2 separate regions of the Homo sapiens genome follow, and region 1 is linked to region 2. Evidence: chromatin contacts called from ENCODE Hi-C or POLR2A ChIA-PET data. All regions are on one chromosome and are shown on one strand. The core of a region is the stretch at or near the end of the contact, and the rest is flanking DNA. Distances in the headings are between cores, read along the strand shown.

Region 1 (5,658 bases), core at 343-2,842, 43 kb after region 2:
TTTGTTTGTTTGTTTTACATTGTCAGTTGCCTTTCATTTGCAGAACATGCTGAATGGATGTGATTTCCAGCTCTCTGTGATTATAAGTCTGATTCAATTCCTTTCAAGGCATAAAAGCCTTTTCTTGCCGAGTTGTCTTTGGGAATTCTTCACTTGAAGTTTATTCTTTCAGTATAAGGCTGCCCTGCCCAAGTGGGAGACCGAGAGCCTGCTGTCTCTTTTACACACAGCGACCTGTGTGGGGTCCTCCACACCCAGGATTAATGTTCTTCTTTTTGGACATTTGAATGGTGGTTTTCACCGTCAATGGGCTATGGTTTGTAACTGAATAATGGGAAATGACAATAGAACACTTGGGGCGGGGACTGGAGAGCTGAGGTCCTCTGACCCAGCCACCTGTATTATATAAGAGAAATCAGAACCCAGACTCCAGAGCGTGCTCCCAGAACCCTGGGGTCCTGAGAGGGTTAAGTGGAGGGGTGTGGGGGAAGAAGCTGAGCACATCGAACCCCTCTTCCTGTTCAACTAGAGCATCTCCATTTTGATATATTTTCAACTTTTAAAGTTTTACATTTATACAGAAAAGTGCACCAATCACAAATGCACAGCTCGATGAACTTTTACAAACAGAACACATCTGCAGAACCAGCCCAGATCCAGAAACAGGGCCACCCCTCACTGCTGCCTTTCAACACCACCCCAGAAAGAAACCACTGCCCTGGACTCTCACAGCATCTCAGTGATACATTTTATACATTCAGGCTCCACATAGGATTGTTTTAAACTTTTTATTTTGAAATAATTATAGATTCACAGGAAGTTGCTAAGAGAGTACAGAGAAGCACATTGAATTTTATATTCATTTTCAACGTTCAGAAACAAAATTTTTAAGTTAAAAAACCGGTGGTTTAAACTAAATTAGCAAATGGACGGGTTTTGGAGCCAGGCCACGTGAGATTGAGTCCACATTCTTTCCCTTACCAGCACATGACCCCAGACTTGTCCCCTAATCATCCTGAGCTGCAGATGAGGCTCATACCTCCTTCCTGCTATTGGTGGGATTAAAATCAAAGTGAGACCGTGTGCACTGCAGGAGGTGCCCGGAGTGATGGATGCGGCAGGAGTGTTCAAGCAGTGCCTCTCCCATCTGCAGCTTCGTCCGGTTTCCAGTCAAGCACTACTGCACGCCCAGCACCCCAGCTCCTCCACCATTCCTCTGCCTCCCATGCCTGCAGCAGCTTCGCCCTCCAGCTGTTGGGGCAGGTGGGGTCTGGAGGAGTAGCCACCTGGATAGGAGAGCTGGGGAGGACTGACGAAGCAGGCCTGCCCTAGGTGCCTCACCTGTGGGCTGGCCATTGTGAAATCAGCCCTGTTCATGTGCCACCTGAAAAGGCTACCCTACCCTCCCCCCCCACCCCCACCCCCGACGCTGGGAAAGGGTGTGGCTCTCTGCTCATTAAGGAAGCATTCCCACTGTGGATGGGTAACAAAAGGCAACCCTCAAGGAGTGACCTTACTAAATCCAAAGGAATCCGGCCTCCTCTCATTAGTGGGAGGGTAGCTGAGGGTGACTCTTGGCCAGCCGGCCCTGAGTCATTGAGGGAAGAAAGGCCAAGCCTGCATGACCCATCTCAGAGGCCTTGCCCTGGACAGAAAGGGACCTGGAGCCACCCGAGAGATAACATCTGGGCGGGCCTGGGGCTGGATCCACCTGTCCACTCTGCGCACCTAAGGCCGTGCCTGCCACACCTCCAGATCCAGGAAGTTAGCAGGCAGGCAGCAGTACTCAGGGAGGCCTCCAGATCAGCCCCCAAAGGTCTACACTGTGGAACCTGCTTCTCCTCTCAGGAAAGACTTCTGGCCTCACCCCCTCTTCTAGAGCATGCGATTCTAATGAAATGGAGCTTCTCACTGGAGCCCAGGTTTCCATTCTACCCATGTCACCTGTCCCTAGAGGAAAGGCTACCCTCCTTGCCCCTGCAGGGGTTGCCCTGTTGTACCTCTGTGAGGGCTTGGTCCTGGCCCTACGTGCCTCCTCTCTCTGCCTTCCAGAGGCTTCTCTGCTCCAGCACTTCCCTTGGGCCCACCCTCTGGGGGTTTTCAGTCCAAGAATGGATGGAGAGGAAGAACCTGTCCCTCTGGTTGCCTACCATCTCTCAGGTGTCAAAATGTGGCACACTCCAGTGACACCTCTGGGGACCAGAGCATGAGCCAGCCTGTACCTTGAGGCAGCTGTGCCATTCTGGGAATTTTCCCCTTTCCTTCCTCAGTGGTTAATCTTAGGGTGGCAGTTTTAAGCCTAAGGTCAGGAAGCTCTGGCAGAAGAGGCAATGATGTTGATGGTGATAATGATAATAATAATAGATAGGGTGGCTGGAGGGATGGTGAGTGGCGTGGGAGTGAGGATGAGTCCCAGGTGGTAGTCTTAAGCAGTCTGGACACCCTGCTGCTAATGATAGGCATCACTTATTGAATACCTATATGAACCATGGGTTGCACTACGTGCTTTGCACGTGTTGTGCCACTTAATCCTCCCAATAACTCTATGGAGGTCATCATCATAGGGTTACGATGTCCTGTAAGTAACTTGCTTAAGGTCATGTAGCTAGTAAACACAGAACTAGAACATGAATGCAAGTCTGTGTGACTCCATGCTCCTTTCCTTTTTCTCTCTCTGTCCCTTGTTCACCCTACAGAAACTCTTAACCTTCCTAATTTTCTATTCTAGAAAGGGTTTATTTTTAGCTAACCACCTGCTATGCTTGTTGAGAATAACCAACACCTGTTAAAGCTTAAGGTGTCACCCACCCTGGGGGTATTTGCATTTTAATGGAAACCTGGGTGACAAGATAGTAACCAACACTTGCGTAGAGCAGTGGCTCTCAAAGTGATGATGTAGGCATTACAGTTTGTAGACACTGTTTGCATTCATTATCCCATTGTTTTATAGCAGTGCTTCTCAAACTTTAGAGGGCATCGGAATCACCTGGAGACTTGTGCAATCACAGATTACTGGGCCTCACCCAGAGTTTCTGATTCTGCAGGTTTGGAAGGGCCTGAGAATTTGCCTTTTCAACAAGTTCCAGGTGATGCTGGTAATGCTGGCCTGGGAACTACATTTTGGGAACTATTGCATTGTAGCAATCCAATAAAATTAGAATAGCAAGCATTATTGTTTCCATTTTTTAGACAAAGAAATTGAAGTGCAGGGACATTAGATGACTTGTGGTTGAGTGATGGAGTTATCAAAAAGCAGGCGAAGGACTTTGACCCAAGATAGGACTCTTCTATACCATTATTTCTCAACAGGTCTGGGCAGTACTGAGATTACTGCAAAGATGATTCAAAAAAATTATATGAGCCTCTACTAGATCACCCAGGTGGCTATGGAGACCTGAATGCTGCCTGCTCTTCAGGGCACATGGCTGCATTTGTGTATGCAAAGGCATTACCCCAGTGAAGTGAGAGCACGTGGCAGGGAAGCCTGCCAGACTCAAAGGCCTCATTCACGTGTATGCAGACGTGTCGCACACAGACCCGTTTTACTTTACTTTCATCTAACAGTTTGCAGCGAGAATTGGCCAACAGGACCCAAATTCTGTCTTCAAGTGGAAAAGGCAGAGGTCTCCAAAGGCTGGAGCCAGAGCTGGCTCTCAAGGATTGCTCCTAGCAGAGCTTTGGTTAAGTATGAGTACGACATCCCTGAAGGAAAAATAGCCCTGCAGTTACTAACTTCCACAATGTACCTGGGTGCAAAGGCATCCTCTGCTAATGGCATTATTAAAGTCCAGTGCAGAAACAGATGCAGACTCATGCTAACTTGACCACTTAATTCAGTGTTGGCAATTTAGTTTCAGCAAAACCAGACACTTACCTGAGAGCCATAGGATTAAGGAGTTTTTATTAAATGTCATATCTAGCTTATATTTAATTTGGACATATTCAAGAAACAAACATGGCGAAAATAATTTAAATCCATACTAAGAGGTTTGAGGGGTTTTGTTGTTTGTTTTTTTAAACAGACAGCCATACTTCTTAAGTTTCAGAAATGCTGCTGTATCTATGTTGCCCTGGCTTGAGATCCTAATAAATCCCAAGGTATCACCTTGGGATACCCCGGGATGCAGAAGGCAAATCCCACCGTACGTGATGCCTCTCCTTCCCCAACCCCCAAGTGCTGCCGTGACTTCTCTTACAAAAGTGAAATTGAGTTATAAGAATATGATGAAAAGTTTTGATAAATGGAACTAAAGAACATAATAGTAAATTAAAGTAAAACGGTATAAAAAAAAAAAGGAAGAGAGAGAGATGTCCCCACAAAGCATTCTGTGGCCTGAATGGTAGTGTGGCAGGGTAAGGGTCATGGGGACCTGGTCACACCATTGCCCCAGGGCAACCAGTATCAGGAGTTTTACAGCCAGGTAGTCAGGAGGAACTTAGTCATCCTGGTGCAGTGGAAAGGGCATTGGATTTAAAGGCAGTCTGTATGGGTGATGTTGTACAAGCTTGTAGTCCCAGCTACTCTGGAGGCTGAAACAGGAGGATCACTTGAGCCCAGGAGTGGGAGGATGGAGGATGCAGTGAGCTATGATCACTCCACTGCATTCCAGCTTGGGTAACAGAGCAAGACTCTGTCTCTTAAAGAAAAAAAGAAAAAAAATTACAAAATAAAAATAAAGGCAGACTGTAGGCTCTGCTCTAGCATTTCCAAGTCATGTGACTTTAGACAGCTTATTTAGCTTCTGAGCCTCATTTTTACTGTCTGTAAAATGGGAACTGTGCTCAGAGTGCTTCCCGCTTTTAAAGGAGATCAAGCAGGAGCCTGTCTACACTGGGAAGCTCCAGACACATTTGCCCTTATTGTTTCATCTGTCCTTTTTCCAAGTGCTGTCTGTCTCCCCCACCAATTCTGTAACTCTGCTCTTCTATCTCACTGCTCCTCCTACCCCATCCTCAAGGCATTACCAGCCTCTCAGTCCCCATTGGCAGGAGGGTTCGGCTCCACGGAGGCCAATTTCCAGGGCATGCCAAGGGAGGGTCGATTCTAATCTTGCTAAACCTGGGCGGGCCCTGGAAGTCTTCTGGTCCCACCCCTCTTGGAGAGATAAGGAAGTGAAACCAGACACGGTGGATGTGACCTTCTTAATGCATCACCTGGACAAAGATCGAGGAATGTACTCTCGGATTCTTTTTCAATAAGTTCTCTCTTTTCCCCATTCTTCCTCTTATATACAAGGATGGAAAAGGGGCCAGATTTTCTGGAGGCTTGAGGCCCATTTGGCAGAGAGAGTGACACACAGAGAAAAGCCAGAGAACCCCGTCTGGGTGGGAGAAGCAGGTCAGGAGTCAAATGCCTGGGAACAGAGGGCATGGTGGCAGGGGACAAAAAAAGAGAGCTACTGGAGAGTTCCAGTCCCTGGGAGGATTCAGAAGGAAAGCTGAGATATTCCTGTTAGGAATATTCTCGGCCCGGTGCCGTGGCTCACGCCTGTAATCCCAGCACTTTGGGAGGCCGAGGCGGGTGGATCACGAGGTCAGGAGATCGAGACCATCCTGGCTAATATGGTGAAACCCCTTCTTTACTAAAAATACAAAAAAAAAAAAAATTAGTCGGGCGTGGTGGTGGGCGCCTGTAGTCCCAGCTACTCGGGGAGGCTG
Region 2 (5,973 bases), core at 825-3,324:
GTGCTAAAAGGTAAAATGTAAAAATAATTCTTGTGTCCTGGACTCTGTGGTCCTCACTACTGGACTCAGGCCCTTGGTATTGCCACCAGAGTTGGATAGTGTATGAGCTACACCTGAGCCCCAGCAGTGAGGGATCAGGAAGACATGGCCCCCTCAGTAGGGGAGGAGGGAGGGACTCTTCCTCCCACTAAGGTGCACCCAGTGGATAACTCCAAGTAGGAAGGGAGTTCTCATGCTGGGACATGCCCTCAAAATGACACATGTCCATTGTAGGAGGACAATTGAGTCATGGCATTTTGTCACAAAATTGTTTTCATTTTGTTGCACTTTGTTTTAAAATTAATATCTTGAAAGGTAGTGCATTCACACGATTCAAAAGCCAGAAAGCATGAAAAGACACACACTGGGAATGTTTTCCTCCCATCTTTGTCCTCTTATCTGCTTAGTTCCTCCCACCCCAGAATTCCTTACGTTTCCTTCCAGAATGTCTTATGTACCTACAAGTAATAAAAACACAGATTCTTATTTTCCCCTCTTATTACACAAAATGTACATCATACACGCTGTATATACACAGGCATCTTGCTTTTTAAATGATTTTCCCCAAGATGGAGGAGATTTTAATACATAGAAAGCTTCCTCATTCTTTTTATAGTTACATAGTATTCCATTGTATTAATTTGTCATAATTGATTTAACCAGTAGTCCCCTGTTGATAGATACTGGACATTGGATTGTTTGCAGATGTTTGCTATTACCGGCCACACTACAACTAGTAACCTTATACATTTGTTATTTCATACATGTGCAAGAATCTTTGTAGAATTAATGCCCAAACATGGAATTGCTGGGTCAAAGGGTATATACATTTTTAAAACTTTATTTCAGTCGTTTTTGGGGAACAGGTGGTTTTTGGTTACATGAAGTTCTTTAGTGGTGATTTCTGAGATTTTGGTGCATCTGTCACAAAGGGTATATACATTTGATCAAGGTTGACCAAATTGTCCTCCAGTGTGCCAGTTCACCACTCACACCAATCATGTAGGAAAATCTCATATTTTTGATATTTTAAAAATGCAGTTGTAGCACAGTGGCTCACCTTTGTAATCCCAGCTCTTTGGGAGGCCCAGTGGGAGGATAGCTTGAGGCCAGGACTTACAGTGAGCTATGATCACGCTGCTGCACTCCAGCCTGGACAACAGAGCAAGACCCGGTGTCTAAAAAAAATTTTTTTTTAATGAAGAGCCCAGGCTTAGGAATCAGACCAGGCTTTTTCCTTGCAAATGAAATAAAATTGCAAATCTGTTTTTCCTCTCTCCCTCCAAACTTTTTTGTTTTAAGCCTGTTCCTAAGGTAAGGAGGGCCTGAACTGCTGAGAAGGAGGGGTGGAGGATGGGAGGGAGGCTCAGGAGGTTTGGGGAGGCAGAAGGCCTCAGGTGATTTCCACACACAGAAGAGTCATGCCAACAACTTGTCCATCCAGTCTGGCCACAGACTCCACCCCTCACACCACCAGCTTGGACCGCCCAGCTTCAGGGTCAGAAGCCTGACCTCACAGCTGCGCTCCTTCACCTCCCACAATTCCAGAGGGGAGCTGTCACCCCGAAGGAAACAAGTCTGGTCTTCTTGGCCCCAAACCACACACCCAGACCTATTCATAGCGAGATTGCACAACCTGCTGGAGGACAGCCCAGCCGGGCATGGGAGAGCAGCCCTCCTCCTGTGCCAGGCCCTGGCCCTCGGGTGCCCCTGGGTGAGCCTGTGCCAGCTTTCAGAGCAGAGCTGTTCCTATAGTGGGGGGCCTCAAGGGTCTGATTGGCTCCTCCTCCCAAGTGGGAGAACTTGCTTCTCCAAAGGAGAAGCGCTCACGCCACCCGCCCACTGCCCCACTGTGCAGGTTGACACCTGGTTGGAGGGCTCACTCTCATTAGTGCACACAGAAGCCAGAAGGCAGACTGTTACAGAAGAGGAAGCTATGTCACAGAAGACACTCTTTACGTCTCTGTGGGGAGCAGTGCCATGGAGCGGGGAAAGGAGACTCAACTTGGGAATGGGACAGACCTCAATTTGAACCCAGCCCTGCAGTGCATTAGTAGAATGGTGACATGTGAGTCAGTTGCCTTCTCTGGGCCTCTGTCTTCTCGTTTATGAAATGGAAACAGGGCTGCCTGTCTTGCAGGGTTGGGAGGCTCCCATGAGAACACGCCCCGGAAGTATCTGTAGCATACTTCAAGCAGGTCAGGAGCAAGCCCTTCATCAACGTCCTCTTCTCTTTAAACACATCTCATTGGCCCACACTCCATGGGTTGTTTTTTTTTTTAGTCTTGTAAAACATACAAAATTAATCTGACATTAATGAACCTCATCAGTATAATTAGATTGCAAAGTAATTAAAAAAATGAAAGGTAACCAACTTGTAAGGTTTTTCTGCTCTTACTATTTTCCTTGATGTTCTTCAGGACCTGTTGACAGCAACCGTGCTCATGGTCAGCTGCTTCCATTCTATGTCCTGTAGAATCACTGTCATGAACACCAAGAACTCAAACGGCAAGAGAGGGTGGGAAGACTTGTTTCTAGTCCTGACTCTGCCACTGAAAGCTGTGTGTCCTTGAGTGAGTCATTTCCCTCTCCCTGGTCCACTTCATGAACATTCCATACTTTTTAAGGGGTCATGATGCATGAGCCCAGAAAGGGAGCACACACTTTACGAACTACAAAGCAAGAAACAGAAACAGAACCACAGACACTGCTTTGAGTCAGTAAGTTGGCAAATGTGAATATATTCATTTTCCAGAGGGGAAACTCGGATCCAAAGTGGACTCAAAGGTTCATTGTTACTTGCTGTAACCTGCCCTTCAGCCTGCCCCAGGCCTCCAAAGCTGACACTTATGGCCATGGAACCCTGTTGGGAGAGTTAGGGTAGAGGATGCATCTGATAGGATAGGGAAAGAAATGGAGAAAGGGGAAAGGATGGAAAAGAGGAAGAGGACTTGGAGATGGAGGAGGAGTGGGGAGGATGGGTGTGGCAAGGGATTGGAGAGAAAACAGCATTTCAGAGGAGGTGGTGCACCCTACACAGATGTTTGCGCTAGAACCCGCTGGTGTTACATTGAGTCTCTCCAGTTTCTTCCTAAAGAAGTGAAATGATACAGGGGCCTGTGGTGGCCCAGCTGGAAGGTCTTTCTGATGAAGACAGGAGGCCAGAGTGATTTGCTGCTAGTTTGAAGGGGGCAGGAAGTAGTGACAGCCTGGAATCCACCTGTGTGAGGCAGGGAAACTGTCCCCTGGGGTGTGTGTATGTGTGTGTGTGAGAGCGAGAGAGAGAGAGAGAGAGAGAGAGAGAGAGAGAGAGGAGGGGAGGGGAGGGGAGGGGAGGGGAGAGGAGAGGAGGCCTCTGATGTTGCCGTCTCTTGATCAGTGCAGATGGCATTTCCACAGCAAACCCCTCCTGCCCAGGGCACTGTTGTGGCCCTCCCAGGTGTTTGGATAAGAGTTTAATTAAGAACCTACCAGGGTGGTCTGAAGCTTAATTGCTATGCTTGTGCCTCCCTGAGTGTAAAGGTTCAAGCCACCCCTCCTCAGCTTGGCCATGCCCAGGGCTTGCTCCACCTCTGGGGGAGTAAAAACATCTTCCCTGAGTGGTGGAGCCACCACTTGGCCTGATTTAGTACAATTAGGTTCTTTTTGATGGAAGCCAGTTGTTAAGTGCAGAACTCAAAGCAATTGAAGTTTTTTGTATAGTATAAATGCACAGTGAAAAAGCAATCTTTTGAGAGGGCATGTGGATTGTGGCTTGTAGCCCCCCTGATATGGTAAGAAGCATATGGACTTTAGACATATGCTAAGACGTAGTTATAGGGTCTTATCTCTCTGAGTTTCGGGGTCCTTGATGTTTCATAGAGGATAATGATAGTATCTCCCTTGAGGATTAGAATTAGTGCATGCAAAGCCCCTATCTGTTTATTCACCCTGTAATTCAACATGTATTTATTGAGGGTCTACTGTGTGCCAGCACTGTGCTAGAATTAATGGTTAAACTCAAGCTTTAGAAAAAGAAAAGGAAGGTGATGGATAGGCTTCTTTCTGACTTTGCCTGTGCAACCGCAGGTAAGTTACCTAACCCCTTGAGTTTCTGTTTTCTTATCTGCAAAATAGGGACAATAATAACCCTACCTTGTTGTGTTATTGAGAGGATTAAGTGAGATGATGCATGGACAGCCCTTGAGGCAGAATCTGGCACATAGCAAGTGCTTGATAAGCTTAGCTATATTTATTAGGACATTGGAATTGCTCAATAAATTATAGACCATAGATTTTGTAATTAGGTTTCTAAAATGTAGCCACTATGCCCTATCCAAAGCCAAAGGAAAGCAGATTTTTCAAAATGTGGTCTTTAGATCATGTGTATCAGGAAAGCCTGAGGGAGCTTGTTAAAAATTCAGATTCCTTGGGCCCATCCTAGAAGTACTGAGTCTGAATCTGACAGGGCCTAAAATTCTGCCTTTTCAAACACTGTCTCCCATGATTCTGAAGTACACTCAAGTTTTGGAATCCCTGAGGGTCAAAGGTAAAAATGCCCATCCATTTGAGAATATCCCCCGTGTAGGCAGAATAATGCCCCCACCCTGCAAGGATGTCCATATCCTAGTCCCCGGAGCCTGTGAATGTGTTGGGCTGCATAGCAAGGAGGAGTTGAAATTGCTAATCAACAGACACTTGTGAAAAATAAGGAGATTATGTAGGTGGGCCCGGTGTAATCACAGAGGTCCTTAGATGGGGGAGAGGGAGGCAGAAGAGTCAGAACCAGAGACATGGCATGGTCACAGAAGCTCAAACAGCCACTGCCGGCCTTGAAGACGGAGGGAGGGCCACACGTCATGGAGGGAGGGCGGCCTCTAGAAGGGGGAAAATGCAAGGAAACGGCTGCTCACCTAGGGGATCACACGGGAGCATGCCCCGGAAGTATCTGTGGCACAGACGCTACTAGATACTTCCAGGGCATGCTCCCGTGTGATCCCCTAGGTGAGCCTCCAGAAGGAACACAGAGCCTAGAACGCCTGGAGCCTCCAGAAGGAACACAGCCCACCAACATCAGATACCTAATTTTAGCCCAGCAAGACCCATTCTGGGCTTCTGACCTCTAGAGTTGTAAGATTATAAATGTTTGCTGGTTTTAAGCCTCTAAGTTTGTGGTGATGTGTTACAGCAGCAAAAGAAAACTACTCTGTCGTTTCTCTTTATTTTATTTTATTTTATTTTATTTTTTGAGATGGAGTCTCACTCTTGTCCCCCAGGCTGGAGGGCAGTGGTGCAATCTCGGCTCACTGCAACCTCCACCTCCCAGCTTCAAGCGATTCTCCTGCCTCAGTCTCCTGAGTAGCTGGGACTATAGGTGCCCGCCACCACGCCTGGCTAATTTTTGTATTTTTAGTAGAGATGGGGTTTCACCATGTTGGCCAGGCTGGTCTCGAACTCCTGACCTCAGGTGATCTGCCCACCTCGGCCTCCCAAAGTGCTGGGATTACAGGCGTGAGCCACTGTGCCCGGCCTACTCTGTCCTTTCAAACCAGGCTGGATTCATGCACTGGATGTGGAAGATGCCCTGAGATCCAGGCCTGGGCTTGGGTGGGAGCCCTTGGCTGAGGGGCACTCTCAGAGTTGGGAGAGGGTTGGAGCAGGTGCACAGCTCATGCATTGTCCTCACAGCTTTGCTGACCTCCCTCTGCCATTTGTTCCTTGTTCATTTACACTCCAGTACTTAGACAGCTGTTGAGCAAGACTCATGCATCAGGGGGCTCAGAGTGTCTGTAAATTGTAAACAGTCCCAGGCCCAAAGGATCTCTGTCATCTCTGTCATGTTCTCATCTCAACCAAGAGGGCCTGGAACACCTGAAGATGGCCTGATTGCTCTTCCCAGAATCCTGAGGAAAAGGAAAGAACCGTACCAAGAGCCTCCTAACCAGAGTGGGGCTC

What was found. Hi-C counts contacts between places; a loop is a spot of excess contacts on that map. ChIA-PET counts read pairs that join two places held with the same protein, here RNA polymerase II (POLR2A). Pooled maps may share reads with other maps.
Region 1: a map of PC-9 shows a loop between it and region 2 (7-fold over the local background). The contact joins two enhancer-like sites. A Hi-C loop is called at or near these places in 9 of 168 maps with a recorded cell type or tissue (Calu3, PC-3, PC-9 and 6 more) and 6 of 50 pooled maps. POLR2A ChIA-PET finds 5 or more read pairs at or near these places in 4 of 52 experiments (H1, MCF 10A, PC-9 and 1 more).

Annotation. Positions count from the first base shown.
Region 1 is chr6:108,731,084-108,736,741 of GRCh38, forward strand. No RefSeq gene overlaps it. Among named protein-coding and RNA genes, the nearest start is that of LINC00222, 18 kb to the right of the region's middle. RefSeq lists enhancers at 1-368, 703-1,495, 1,496-2,287, 5,269-5,658. Within about 2 kb of position 1,593, at least 3 of the 41 ENCODE cell types and tissues checked have a DNase peak (open chromatin) inside an H3K27ac peak, as active enhancers do; they include PC-9, where a contact is called at or near this core.
Region 2 is chr6:108,687,882-108,693,854 of GRCh38, forward strand. No RefSeq gene overlaps it. Among named protein-coding and RNA genes, the nearest start is that of LINC00222, 61 kb to the right of the region's middle. Within about 2 kb of position 2,075, at least 22 of the 41 ENCODE cell types and tissues checked have a DNase peak (open chromatin) inside an H3K27ac peak, as active enhancers do; they include PC-9, where a contact is called at or near this core.